Regions from separate parts of the Mus musculus genome. Here region 1 is linked to region 2. Evidence: chromatin contacts called from ENCODE POLR2A ChIA-PET data. All regions are on one chromosome and are shown on one strand. Each heading gives the region's core, a stretch centred on a gene start or an enhancer-like site at or near the end of the contact. The rest is flanking DNA. Distances are from core to core; before and after follow the strand shown.

Region 1 (6,072 bases), core at 3,319-5,818, 280 kb after region 2:
TGCAGCTCCTGTCAGGTCTCGAAAGACAAAGAGCAGACAAAGAACCTATACACCCAGGAGTCATAGCGATTTCTCTGAAGAAATATCTAGAAGGTGGCAGGTTTTATACTCAAATGTTTTGTTTTCTTTTTCTTTCTTTCTTCTCTCTCTCTCTCTCTCTCTCTCTTCTTCCCCTTCCTCTTTCCCCCACCCCCTCCCCCTCCTTCTCCTCCTTTTTTATTTGGTAGACATTTTCCCCAAATGTAGCCTAGGCTAGCATCCAACCAGTGGCAACTTTTCTGCCTTAGTTTCCCCAGTTTGGAGATTAAAGGTGTGCTTCCTGGTTACTCTCCCCATCAGATATAATGGGTAACGGCTTAATGGCTCAGTGGATAAAAGTGCCTGCTGCTGCTAAACCTGACAACCTGAGTTCAGCTCCTCAGGCCCACATGTTGGAAGGAGACACACACACACACACACACACACACACACACACACACACACACACGCACACACACGCCCACATCCAGACACACAATAAATAGCTTTAACTCAGCCTGAGTAATCCAGGTGGGAATATACTTAAGGCCCAAGAGATCACCTTAATGAATCTGAGTAGGCCTACTGAGGCAGCCACATGGTCTCAGTGACCTCAGTCTGTTGTAGCAATTATTTATCTACCCCACCTTAGATCATTCAGTTCCCAGATAAAAGACACAGAACTTTTATATTAATAGTAAGCCTTAATCAGCACTAGAGCCGCGCAGACAGCCACCTTCTTAGCTATTAATGTCTACTTCCATATCAATAACCCTGAGGTATATCTTACCATGTCCCATCAGGGCAGCTCTTAACTCAAACTGACCAGCCCTCATGGCCATGTTTTCATGATTCACCTACGCTAAGGCGTCTTCTCCTCTCTCCACCATCTTCTTCCTCCTTATGGTTCCTGCCTCGGACCCCAAGCCTGGGAACCAAAACCTCATCTATCTCTCTTCTGCCCTGTTATAGGCCGCAGGCATCTTTATTCTCCAGTATACATAGAGACAGGCAAGCCGGGCGTGGTGGCGCACGCCTTTAATCCCAGCACTTGGGAGGCAGAGGCAGGCGGATTTCTGAGTTTGAGGCCAGCCTGGTCTACAAAGTGAGTTCCAGGACAGCCAGGGCTACACAGAGAAACCCTGTCTCGCAAAAATCTCAACAGTTTTAAATTAGGGAGCAAGGTTTGCACAACAAGAACTGCTAAATTTGAGAATTCACTCATTGGCCTTTGTACAGAATTCAGCATTACAATACATAGCAACAGACCAAGCCTCAACACGGGTCCCTCAGGCCACATGCCTGTTTTGTCTATTCCAAGGACGGTGAGAAGGCAAGCCAGGGGTGGTGATGGGGATGCTCGCGCACGTGATGGATACACAAAGCTCCAGGTTCTCAGTTTAAGAGAACTCCAGACCACAGCAGGGTGCTTAGAGGCACCTGGAGTTCAAATGGAGACCTGTCCCTTTGTAAAGTGGCTGAGCGGGACCTTCAGCTTTCGTCATTGGGACCCACGGAGGCCAGACATGCTGGATCCTTCAGAGCTGGTGCTATGGCTTTAAGCCACATTATGTGGTTGCTGGGGACCCAATTCATATTCTCTGTAAGAGCAGCAAGAGCTTCTAACTAGGGTCATCTTTCTATCCTTCTAAGAGTCCTAGATTTCTCATCCAGGACTTCCTCAGCAGGAAAGTAGCAGTTCCTCTCCTAGGAAGTTGCTGAGAACAACAAATATCTAAAAAGTCAGCCAACCACAGTGATTCATGCCTGAAGTATCAGCACTTTGGAAGCAGAAGCAAGACTGCCACAAGTTTCAGGCCAGCTTGAGCTACACAGAGAGACTCTGTTTCATACCACCATTTCTAGTGCTGGCAGTGTATACCTATAATCTGATGTGGAGGAAGAAAGAACAAGGTATTCTCAGCTACATAGCAAGTTTGAGGTCAGCCTGGGCTACATGGGTCCTTTCTCAAACAAACAAACAAACAAACAAACAAAACAAAACAAAAACAGACCAAAAAATAAAGCAAAGTGAACAACTCCTTCAGAGTAGTGTCTAACACAAACTACTTTTGTGGTGTGACAGGTTTTCTGCATTTAATTTTGATGATGGTGGCTGGAGTACTTGGTGTGTGTACCTTACAAATGTGGTTAGAGAGCGTAAGAGCCTCTTTCCTTCCTTCCTTCCTTCCTTCCTTCCTTCCTTCCTTCCTTCCTTCCTTCCTTCCTAGTCAGGGTCTCACTATGTAGCTCAGGCTGGCCTTCCCTCATCTCCTGCTTGGCTTCCTGAGCTCTGGGATTACAGGCATGTTGCCACTATGTCAGGAACTAGGAGTTTCTTTATCAATCTGGACAAGGGCCTGTGGTCTCTTTTCTAGTCTCTTCCCTTATTGTGCGTGTCCCTGTGTGCACTACTCTCTTCCTGAGACCTTGGACTCGATTCATGACCTTCATTCTCTAAAGTAGCTTTCCTCTCTCAGCGAAGTCATTCCCTGGCTCACCAGACCTCAGGACAGTCCAAATCCCTCCATCCAACTCCACGTCCGCTGCTGCTGACCCTGTGTTTCCAGCTCCACTTTGCCAGTTCTTTAAAAAGTCTTTACTGTAGATCTGCTCGGTACTGTCTGCTTTCATGGCACTGGCCTGCATAACGTGCTCACTAGCATTTGTAGCTGCTTCGATTCTAGAAGCCAACACTGAGATCTGTCCTTGGGCTCCATTATCACAACTCTGGCTACTCTGGAGTCACTGTCTGGAGGCACAGAACCACTGGCTTCTGTGTCAAAGCCAGGCCCGAGCAGAAGCTGTTCTCTCTATTGCTGGAAGCTAACTAAGTAGGGTACTTAAGGCATCTGGCTGTTTGAGATCAAGGAAGTGGGACCGCAAAGAGCAGGGTGGCTGTGGTGACTTGTAATCAGGTGATTGTCTGAGATCTGGGCTGGTTTTGGGGGCTGGAGACCCTACCGGTCCTTGTGCAGCTTCAGGAGCCTCTTCACATCCTCTTTGCCTTTGGGGGCTGGGCCAGCCTTCTCTAAGGCCTCCTTCAGGAGCTGGCTGTTCTTCAGGCCATAGACATGAGGGAGAACAGGCTCCACAGCAGAGGGTAGAGGGGGAGGGGGAGGGGGAGGGGGAGGAGCAGGAGGGGGGGGAGGGGGCGGCAGTGGGGATGAAATAGATGTATGGAGACTACAAGGAGGGGATGGTAAAGCTAGGTCCGGGGGATTTAGAGGTAAAGGAGGTGGAATGTTGGTGTCTGGGGTCTCATGAATTATTGGAGAGATTGTGGGTTTTAGGGGGAAAGAGCATGGAGAAGTCATTTGGGGTCTACAGGAAGAATAAGAGGCTCTCCCCAAATCTCCCAAGGATGGAGATTTTCAGTTTTTAAAGGAACTGGATGAGAGATATTCAGGCCTGCACATTGAGATCTGTAAAAAAAAAAAAAAAAAAAATTAAAACTGGAGTTGATAGCAGAATATGGTGTCTGGCCAGTTGTTCTGGGAGAACCTGGGCTAGTATTTGAAACAGTGGAAAGAGAAACTGGGCTAAATCAAATGCTGAAGGATCCCGAAGGGTGGTCTGTGCTATGGGGCTGGGGCTACATTAGAAGGGACATTTTGTAGGTGTCATCTCATCTGCTGTAGCTAAGCTAGTTTTGGTCACTTCTGTTATTCGGAGGTTCAGATCTGTTGTGAGGTGTCTAAAGGATGTGACTTGCCTACTTTTTGCATTGCGGGCCTGAGTTTGAAACCTTGACTTTACGAGCTAGGGTTAAGAGGTTACAAAAAAGGCACGTGGGTGAGAAAACAGCCTAATGGTGGGCGGGTCATGGGCTTAGCGGGGAAGTATGAGAGTCGCAGCAACTCAGCGATCAAAGGCCAACTAAGTTGGTATAAACCTATCAATTTAGGAACTTAGGAATCTGCACAAGCGCCTCCCCAGGAGGAAATGACGTCACCCGGCCAGCCTCCACCTGTCCTTTCCCATCCCACGTGATAGAACTCGCAACCAGCACAACGCTCTTGAAGGTCACGTGATACTGGCGGAAGGGGAAGAGGTGTGGCTTCCGAAAGGCAGTCTTAGAATGCACCAGAGCTCTAACCATGTCCCAATTGGCCAGAAGCTCGTGCCCTTCTTTGATTGGTCCGTTCCCTCGCGTCCAGGGGGCGGGACCCCAAGTGTTCCTTTGGCAGACGCTGAGGCCGGGGGAGAGACTCTGAACTTACCGAGTTTGCCCGCCGTGATTAGCTCGCGGAAGGGAGAAGCCGTTGCCGGGGAAGATAGTTGTGTGTCTGTGCAGCGTAGCTCGGCGGGCGTTGTCGGCGGGAGCGACGGCTCAGGTGGTGGGTTCCCGCGGGTTGTAGACGCTGCTCGGCGCCGGGGAGGCGGGTGGAGCACTTCGGGAGGCCTCTCTTTGAGAGACTAGGATGTTCCAAGTCGGCCCCTACTTTCTTAACTGGCTCCGACATCCGGGGTCTTTTTTCCTCCCGGGACGCCTTTCGCGCACGTGGACTAATGGGAAGCGCCGCTCGGTGTGCTCCGCCTGCCGGGACTCGTAGAGCATTCTGGGATTCGTAGTTAACCTCTCTAGCTCTCCCTTAGCACGCGGGTTGGAGAAGCGGGGGCCTGTGCTGGCTTTGTTGCTAAGCTGTGACATCCTCTTCCAATTCCGGTCTTACTCGACTTCCTCTTGGAAGGGCGATCCCTGAGCATCAGCCCTTTGGAACAAAGAATTTGGGAAACTTAGGGCTAAAGTCGCTTTTTCCTCCTCTTTAAGCCGTACCTGAACATCTCACACCATGGCCACCATAGCCACCATGCCAGTTCCCGAGACCCGTGCCAACCACACTATTTATATCAACAATCTCAATGAGAAGATCAAGAAGGATGGTGAGTTCTTGGGGTAGCCTGACTCAAGGTGATATCACAAGAGTTGACCCCTTTTCACCTCTAGCATCCACATTTCTTTTTCAGCCTTCCCCATTCTGTCTGTTAGGAGTTAACTTTGGCCTTTGTACCTACTGGTTCCTTGGTTTCACCCTAGGTTTTACACTCTGCCCTTTAATCTGCGCATTGTTAGTGATCTTCCAGGTTTTAGCTCATAGGTCCCTTCTTCCTTTGAAGCCTTCCAGGATCGTTCTTGCCATCAGTCTGCTTTCATGAGACTGTCTCTGTCCACTGACCTCTGGGTGGTGGCCTCAGTGATTGACTACAATGCAGATGACACACAGGAGGGATGGGCAATGGATGGCTTTGTGATGTGGGTGATTGTGCCGCGTTCTAAGTCTTGACTGTCTTTAATTCTCACAAGCCTCTCAGATTAAGTAGTTGGAATTTGGGTGGCATAACTTGCCTGGGATCAAATAGCAAGAAAAATGAGACAGAAATGTGGGGTTCTGCTTAAGCAGATTCTTAGACTGGGCTGGTTGGCAGAGGCTGTAATTCTGTTCTTCAGGAAGAGTGAAAGTTTGAAACCATTTGGGACAACATGGCCAAAGCAGATAAAAAAGAAACCAAAGACAAACGGTTTCTTTTAGGGTGTGGAGGTACAGGGCTGTAATCCCAGTACTCAGGAGACTGAGGCAGGAGGAGCTTGAGTTCCAGACCAGCTGAGGCGACATAGCAAGACCCAGTGTCCAAAAGGTTTGAGGAATGTAGCTAGTGTTAGTCTTGCCTAGCAGGAGTAAGGATCTGGGTTCAAATCTCAGCAACTAAGAAAATCAGCATGGCCTGGAGAGAGCTCTGTGGTTAAAGAATGCTGCCTGATCTAACAGAGGATCTGGTTTTGATTCCTTGCCTCCAGGGAGGTTCGTAACTGTGTGTGTCTCCAGTTCCAGGGGATACGACATCCTCCTCTGGCTTCTGCAGGCAAAAAAAAAAAAAAAAAAATCCACACATAAAATTTTTTTTTTTTAAGATTCTTTTTAAATAGAAATCCCTACCAAATAATTCAGTTCTTGTCTGGAAGTAAGGCCCATAGTTAGAAAGTTTCTGCAAAGACTGAATCCCGGCACACATTTTTAAAAAAGTAAACACAAATGACTATTTTTATGTATT
Region 2 (6,470 bases), core at 1,175-3,674:
TGTCCAGAGAGATTCGGAGCAGGGCTTGCTGGTAGCTCCGAAGAGCTGTTGGACTCCAGTCCCACTTCTCCTCTTCCTCCTCCTCTTCCAAATCAGAATGTTTCCTCTTTAAGCCTCCCATGTCCTGTGAAAAAAGAGTGGAGTCAGATACCTTGGGACCTTACTTCTTCAAGCAAGCCTGTGTAGCTATGGGAAGCTTTTGTGTGTGTGTGTGTGTGTGTGTGTATGTGTGTGTGTATCAGAACCTCCATTTAAAGTGCACAGAGAATCCCACAAGGCTAAGAATGGGTAAATTAATGCATGCAATGTGATTGAGAGAACAAGATGCAGATAGGATTGCTGGGACTGGTAAGTGAGTGTGAGGAGGGGTGCACAGGACACAGAGTGGGAGCAGGTAGTAGTGAGGGTGGAGAGACTCCTGTAGCTGTCACCTCCTCTGTATTAAGGAGGCAGTGAGTTCAGATGTTCAAGGTCACCCTCAGCTAGGCAGTGTCTCAAAAATAAAAGGAGCTGGAAAAATTGCTGAGTGGTTACGAGCACTGTCTGTTCTTCTAGAGGATCCAAGTTCGATCCCCAGAACCTGCATGGATGGCTCAGGACTGCCTAAAACTCCACTTTTAGAGGATCCATGGCTTCTTCTGGCCTCCTTTGCCACCAGGCACACAAGTAGTGCCCAGACAAGCATGCAGGCAAAACATCCATACACATAAAATTTAAAATAGGAAAATGAACAGAAAAAAAAATTGCAGATGGTGTCCTATGCCATTAATTTCAGCACCCATCCAGGAGGCAGAAGCAGGTAGAGTTTAATATGGTCAGACAAACCTGTCTCAGAAAAACAAAAAAGCCCTAAAACAAATCACCAAAACATCCGGGCATGGCTTGAGTATCACTTGTCTGTGGTAGGCACAACGTTGAATTTACATTATGGTAATCAATTTTAACATTTGGAAAGTGAAAATCCTAACTCTGGTCTCAATAGATCTTGTTATTGTTTTCCCACAATACTTTTTTCCTAACAGGTCACAGGACAAACAGGTATGGAGCACAGAGTAATGGACCAAACCCAAACTTGAGACAGGGTTTCTCTGTATTGCTCTGGAACTCCCTATGTGGATCAGGCTGTGTCTCGAACTCATATCGTACCGCCTCTTCCTCCCTGAAGGCTGGGATTAAATGTGTGTGAGACGAGGCTTAGCTGGGACGTGTGTGTTTAAATTCTTTTTTTTTTCTCCTTTTTTAACAAGAATATTTCTGTCCGTACCTGCTTCCTACAATTGAGTCTATGACCTCTCAAAAGAGAGGGAGTATTTCCCAAACTCCGACCCAAAGGAAAGCCAGCTAGAGCGAAACTAACCACAAACTGCACCCTCTAGCGACCAGTCCAACCCAATCATCTCTTTTTATAGGCACCACCCTTCCCTGGGTCGCTAGACCAGACCCAAGAACACCTCAATGTATCCTCAGGGCCTTCTGGGAACTGTGGACCCAAAGGCTCCAGGCAGAGCTTCGGCTGTCGCGTTGGAACTACAATCCCCAGAAGGCCCAGCACACCCAAGAGACTGGACACGCCCGCCCTCTCTGAGAGCATGCGTACGGGAGCTCCGGCTGGTGGGGGAAGGGAACCCGGACTTCAGCTGCCCAGCGGCCGCCGAGCCCCGCCCTCTACTGCCTTCGGGGCGGTGAATCCGAGCTCCACGCCCCGAGCGCCCCTCCCCCACCAGGCTTCAGTCAGAAACCTGTTTTCTCTGGGTCCCTATCACCCCAGGAAGTTCTGGATTCTTCCCCAAACTGTCCTCGGTGTGCAGAGGTCCAAATCCCATCACATCGCCCAAAGACGACAAATAACTCTCGGGTACATAGTTCCGCCGGCGAAACTGGATATCCCAATTCTGAGACCTCGTCCCAAATCTCCCCTCATTCGGCTCCACTTTCAAATGACTCTGGCTTTCCAAATACCCAGTCCGGCTCCGAGACCCAGTCAGTGAACTCTTCCCCGGCATTCCCTTCTCACGACGGCGTCTCAGAATCCAATACTCGGTTCCTCTAGTTCCCGGGTTCCTCTAAATGCTTCATATCCTAGCCTTAAAACGCTCACTTTGTCCAGAACACCGTGGAACTCCAAACTCAGCCTATTCTTCGAGACTCAAACTGTCCTACACTCTCCTCCAAAGTTCTTTCTCCGTTTTCCTGGCTTCTCCAAACTCCAACTCCTGAGTAATCCTGCTCCCCCTTCGGTGCTGATGCTGGAATTCAGCCTTCCACCCTCCAATGTCCATCAATCACACCAATCTGCTCTCCACTCGGGATACCCCGCTTCCGCCTACCGTGGGGGCGCGCCCCCGTCCTCCTCTAACTCCAGGGAAATCTCACACAGGCGGCCACTCCTCACCTCGGCTGCCAGGGTCGCCACGACTACCTCCGACAAGCCTGCAGGGTTGGGTTCCACCAGTGCTGGGTAGAAGTCCGGCTCACTTTCCCCGGGCCTCTGGGTCTGGCTGGGGGCCACTCGGCTCCTCCCCGGAGGCCAGTCGCAAGCCAGGATTGGTTGGAATCCTGCCCGCCGCGGGGCGCCATTGGCTAAGAGGAGCCACGGATGCTAGGCCCCGTCCATCACTGGGCCGGGTCCGGTTTAGGTTGGCTACTGGTCAGGGGGCGGAGCGGAGTCTCCACGGTGGAGTCTGGTAACGCCGTCAGAACTGCTACTTTGGACCCAGCTGTGTTTCTCACTCCTCTGTTTCACTGCAGACCCCTTATACCAGACCCCACTGAAGAGTGACACCGGGTGACACCATTCTCCCCTCCCTGCGGTTTTGCAGGCTTGGGGCAGATGGTGGAGGCCACGCCCCCCGGAGTTCCGAAGGCTGGGTCAAACCGGAGGGCGGGGGGGGGGATGACGCACTAGACAGCAGCCAATAGCATGATGCGGCTTGCGTTGCCTGAACGACCGCAGCCCCGCCCCTTAGCTGGCGGAGCTCTGCTTCCCCACCCCCAACCCGTCTTGTAGGAGGAGTCTATGCTTAACCTAGAGGGGTCTGCTGCTTGTTTGGGGGAACCTCCTGGATCCCAGGCAACGCTTTCGTTTTCCGCATTTGTCTGCCTGTTGCTGTTTACTCTTAAAGACTGCTCACAACTCTGGGAACAAACTCAAACTTATTATTATTATTATTATTTTTAGTTTTGGGGATTTAACATTTGAGCATTTTGAACAAACACCGTAGAACTGAGCTAAGATTTAAAATTTTGTGTGTGTGTGTGTGTGTGTGTTTAATTTTGTGATATGGTTTCGTAGTGAAGGGTTAGCTTGCTCTTCACTATTTGGTCTCTGGTACCCTCCTTCCTGTTTTCTAGGACTCACTTTCGGATTCTTTTTGTTTTAGGCAGTCTCGTGAAGCAGGACTCCAGTGTAGACAAGGGCCTTGAAATTCTAATCATGCTTGGCTTCCATATTGCTAGTCCTGGAGCTGCAGGTGTGTCCCTAAAGAAAATTCCTTTTGCTTAGTTTTTGTGGTGTTGGGCACGGAACACCGAGGTGGTGCTAGCCAAAGTACTCTTATCACTGAGCTACATCCCCAGCCACTTTTTTGTTTGTTTTCTGAGACAGCGTTTTGCTGTGTAGCCTAAGCTATTCTGGAATCTTTCATCTTCCTGCTTCGTTTTTCTAGTGCTAGGATTTAGGCATTACCAGCTTGTCTAGCTTGCTTTCAGTTTTTCTAAGATGGCTTCCAATATCTCCTAAGAAATAAACACAGGGCTTTTCTCCCTTACCTTATTGCAAGGGTCCAATTCAAGGCACACTCTCAGCAGTGAGACAGCCAGACTCTCAAATGTTCTTCAGATGTTCTTGGTTTTGCTTTGTTTAGTTGTTTGTTTTTAATGCCTTTTTTTCTTTTCTTTTCTTTTCTTTTTTTTTTTTTTGAGACAGTTTCTTTGTGTAACTCTGGTTGTCCTGGAACTTACTCTCTAGACCAGGCTGGCCTTTGTCCCACAAATGTTGGGATTAAAGGCGCGGAGCCACCATTCTCTTGGTTTTGCTTTTTTTTTTTTTTTTTAATTTATTTTACACGTGTGAGTGTTTTGCCTGTATGTATGTATGTATGTATGTATGTATGTATGTGCACCATATACATACCTGGTGTCTACAAAAGTCAGAGGCATCAGATCTCCCGGGAGAGTTACTGACAGTTGTGAGCCACCACGTAGGTGCTGTGAATCAAACCTGGGTCCTCACTGAACCCTCTCTCCAACTCTTTGTTTTGCTTTCAAGTTGAGGTCTCATGTAGCCCAGGTTGGCCAGGAACTTATTTATTTAAAAAAATAGAACGTATTTATTTTGGGTTTATGTGTACCGTGACATGCATGTTGAGGTCAGGTGACAATTTGAGAGAGTCCTTCCAGCCCATGGGAGGCAGGGATGCAACATCAGGCCTGATGGCAAAGCACCTTTATTCACTTACTACCCCCACAGCCCTGGACCGCGATATGCATAGGTAGGCGATCTTAGACTCCGGAGCCTCCTGACCACAGTTGGTCCATGCCATCCCGGATTCAGACCCAGGAAAAACAGCTTAGGTTCGTATTTAACATACCAAGGTGGACCTGGCCTCCAGGTTCTCCCAGCATCCCTCAGTGCCTACCTGGCCTACCCTGCCCTTTACCCTGAACTTTCTGGACCAGGGGCTGGGTTTCCCCTCCCCCAGAGGCTCATCCTTATATAATCCAGACTTTTGTGCTCTGTGTTCTCTCTCTCTCTCTCTCTCTCTCTCTCTCTCTCTCTCTCTCTCTCCCTCCTTCCCTCCCTCCCTTCCTCTGTTCTCTATCTTTCCCTCCCTCTCCTCCTTCCCTCCCCACTTCTCATCAGTCTTCCTTTCCGTGGTGACTTCTCTGGCCTCCTTCTTTGGGACCATGCACCTGCCCAAGAGCAGCTTCCCACGAAACCTGCCTTTATATACTCTAATCTGGCTTGAATTGGCTCATTTCCCTGGGAGAGAATAATTTACCAGTTATTGTTCTTTAATGTTTTAGGTTTATTTAATTCTGTGTATATGAATGTGTCTGTACCACCCGCATGCAGTGCCTGCAGAGGGCACGGGTTAGATGCCCTCTCTGAATTACAGTCAATCCCCTGCAGAGGGCACGGGTTAGATGCCCTCTCTGAATTACAGTCAATCCCCTGCAGAGGGCACGGGTTAGATGCCCTCTCTGAATTACAGTCAATCCCTAACCCTCTACCTTCCCCCACCTGGACTAGGGCCCCTGAGGACAAGTTCTAAGGTTACCTCTGCATGCTCTGAAGTATTCTGAGTGCTGGTCCCAGAGCACGTACACAGTGAAAATCTGTCAAGCACTCAGGCAATGCAGAGAAAGAGAAATTGAGATGGCAGAAACAAAACCAAACCTCAGTTGTGGGCCAGCAAGATGGCTTCCATGAGTCACTAAGACCCATGTATTGAAAGTAGAGAAACAGGCTGGAGAGATGGCTCAGTGGTTAAGAGCACTGACTGTTCTTCCAAAGATTCTGAGTTCAAATCCCGGCAACCACATGGTGGCTCACAATTATCTGTAATGAGATCTGATGCCCTCTTCTGGTGTGTCTGAAGACAGCTACAGTGTACTTACATATATAATAAATAAGTAAATCTGGGCGCAGGCGCGACCGGGGCGGGGGGCGGGCTGCGAAGAGAATCTCGGCGATCCTCAGTTGCTGCTGCATCCTCTGCCCATCGCCATGGCTGCCTACAAGCTGGTGCTGATCCGGCATGGCGAGAGCGCCTGGAACCTGGAGAACCGCTTCAGCGGCTGGTACGACGCCGACCTGAGCCCGGCGGGCCACGAGGAGGCGAAGCGCGGCGGGCAGGCGTTGCGAGATGCTGGCTATGAATTTGACATCTGCTTCACCTCTGTGCAGAAGAGAGCAATCCGGACCCTCTGGACAGTCCTGGATGCCATTGACCAGATGTGGTTGCCAGTGGTCAGGACTTGGCGCCTCAATGAGCGACACTATGGCGGTCTGACAGGTCTCAACAAAGCAGAAACTGCTGCTAAGCATGGTGAGGCCCAGGTAAAGATCTGGAGACGATCTTATGATGTCCCACCGCCTCCCATGGAGCCTGATCACCCCTTCTACAGCAACATCAGCAAGGATCGCAGGTACGCAGACCTTACTGAAGACCAGCTCCCCTCCTGTGAGAGCCTGAAGGACACTATTGCCAGAGCACTGCCCTTCTGGAATGAAGAAATTGTCCCCCAGATCAAAGAGGGGAAAAGGGTCTTGATTGCCGCCCACGGCAACAGCCTTCGGGGCATCGTTAAGCATCTGGAGGGTCTCTCAGAAGAGGCCATCATGGAGCTGAACCTGCCCACGGGCATCCCTATCGTCTATGAACTGGACAAGAACTTGAAGCCCATCAAGCCCATGCAGTTCCTGGGAGACGAGGAGACCGTGCGCAAAGCCATGGAAGCTGTGGCTG

Evidence for each region. ChIA-PET counts read pairs that join two places held with the same protein, here RNA polymerase II (POLR2A).
Region 1: POLR2A ChIA-PET joins it to region 2 with 10 read pairs in embryonic stem cell. The contact joins the promoter of BC024978 here to the promoter of Sertad3 in region 2. POLR2A ChIA-PET finds 5 or more read pairs at or near these places in 2 of 5 experiments (Patski and embryonic stem cell).

Annotation. Positions count from the first base shown.
Region 1 is chr7:27,194,277-27,200,348 of GRCm38, reverse strand. BC024978 (cDNA sequence BC024978) reads right to left here and starts at 4,568. Exons shown (of 7, transcript NM_001243888.1): 1 at 4,242-4,568; 2 at 2,983-3,443. The coding sequence starts at 3,335. It overlaps Snrpa (small nuclear ribonucleoprotein polypeptide A), which reads left to right and starts at 4,078. Exons shown (of 7, transcript NM_015782.3): 1 at 4,078-4,358; 2 at 4,793-4,905. The coding sequence starts at 4,815.
Region 2 is chr7:27,469,794-27,476,263 of GRCm38, reverse strand. It overlaps Sertad3 (SERTA domain containing 3), which reads right to left and starts at 2,424. Exons shown (of 2, transcript NM_133210.2): 1 at 2,393-2,424; 2 at 1-124. The coding sequence starts at 121. It also overlaps the pseudogene Pgam1-ps2.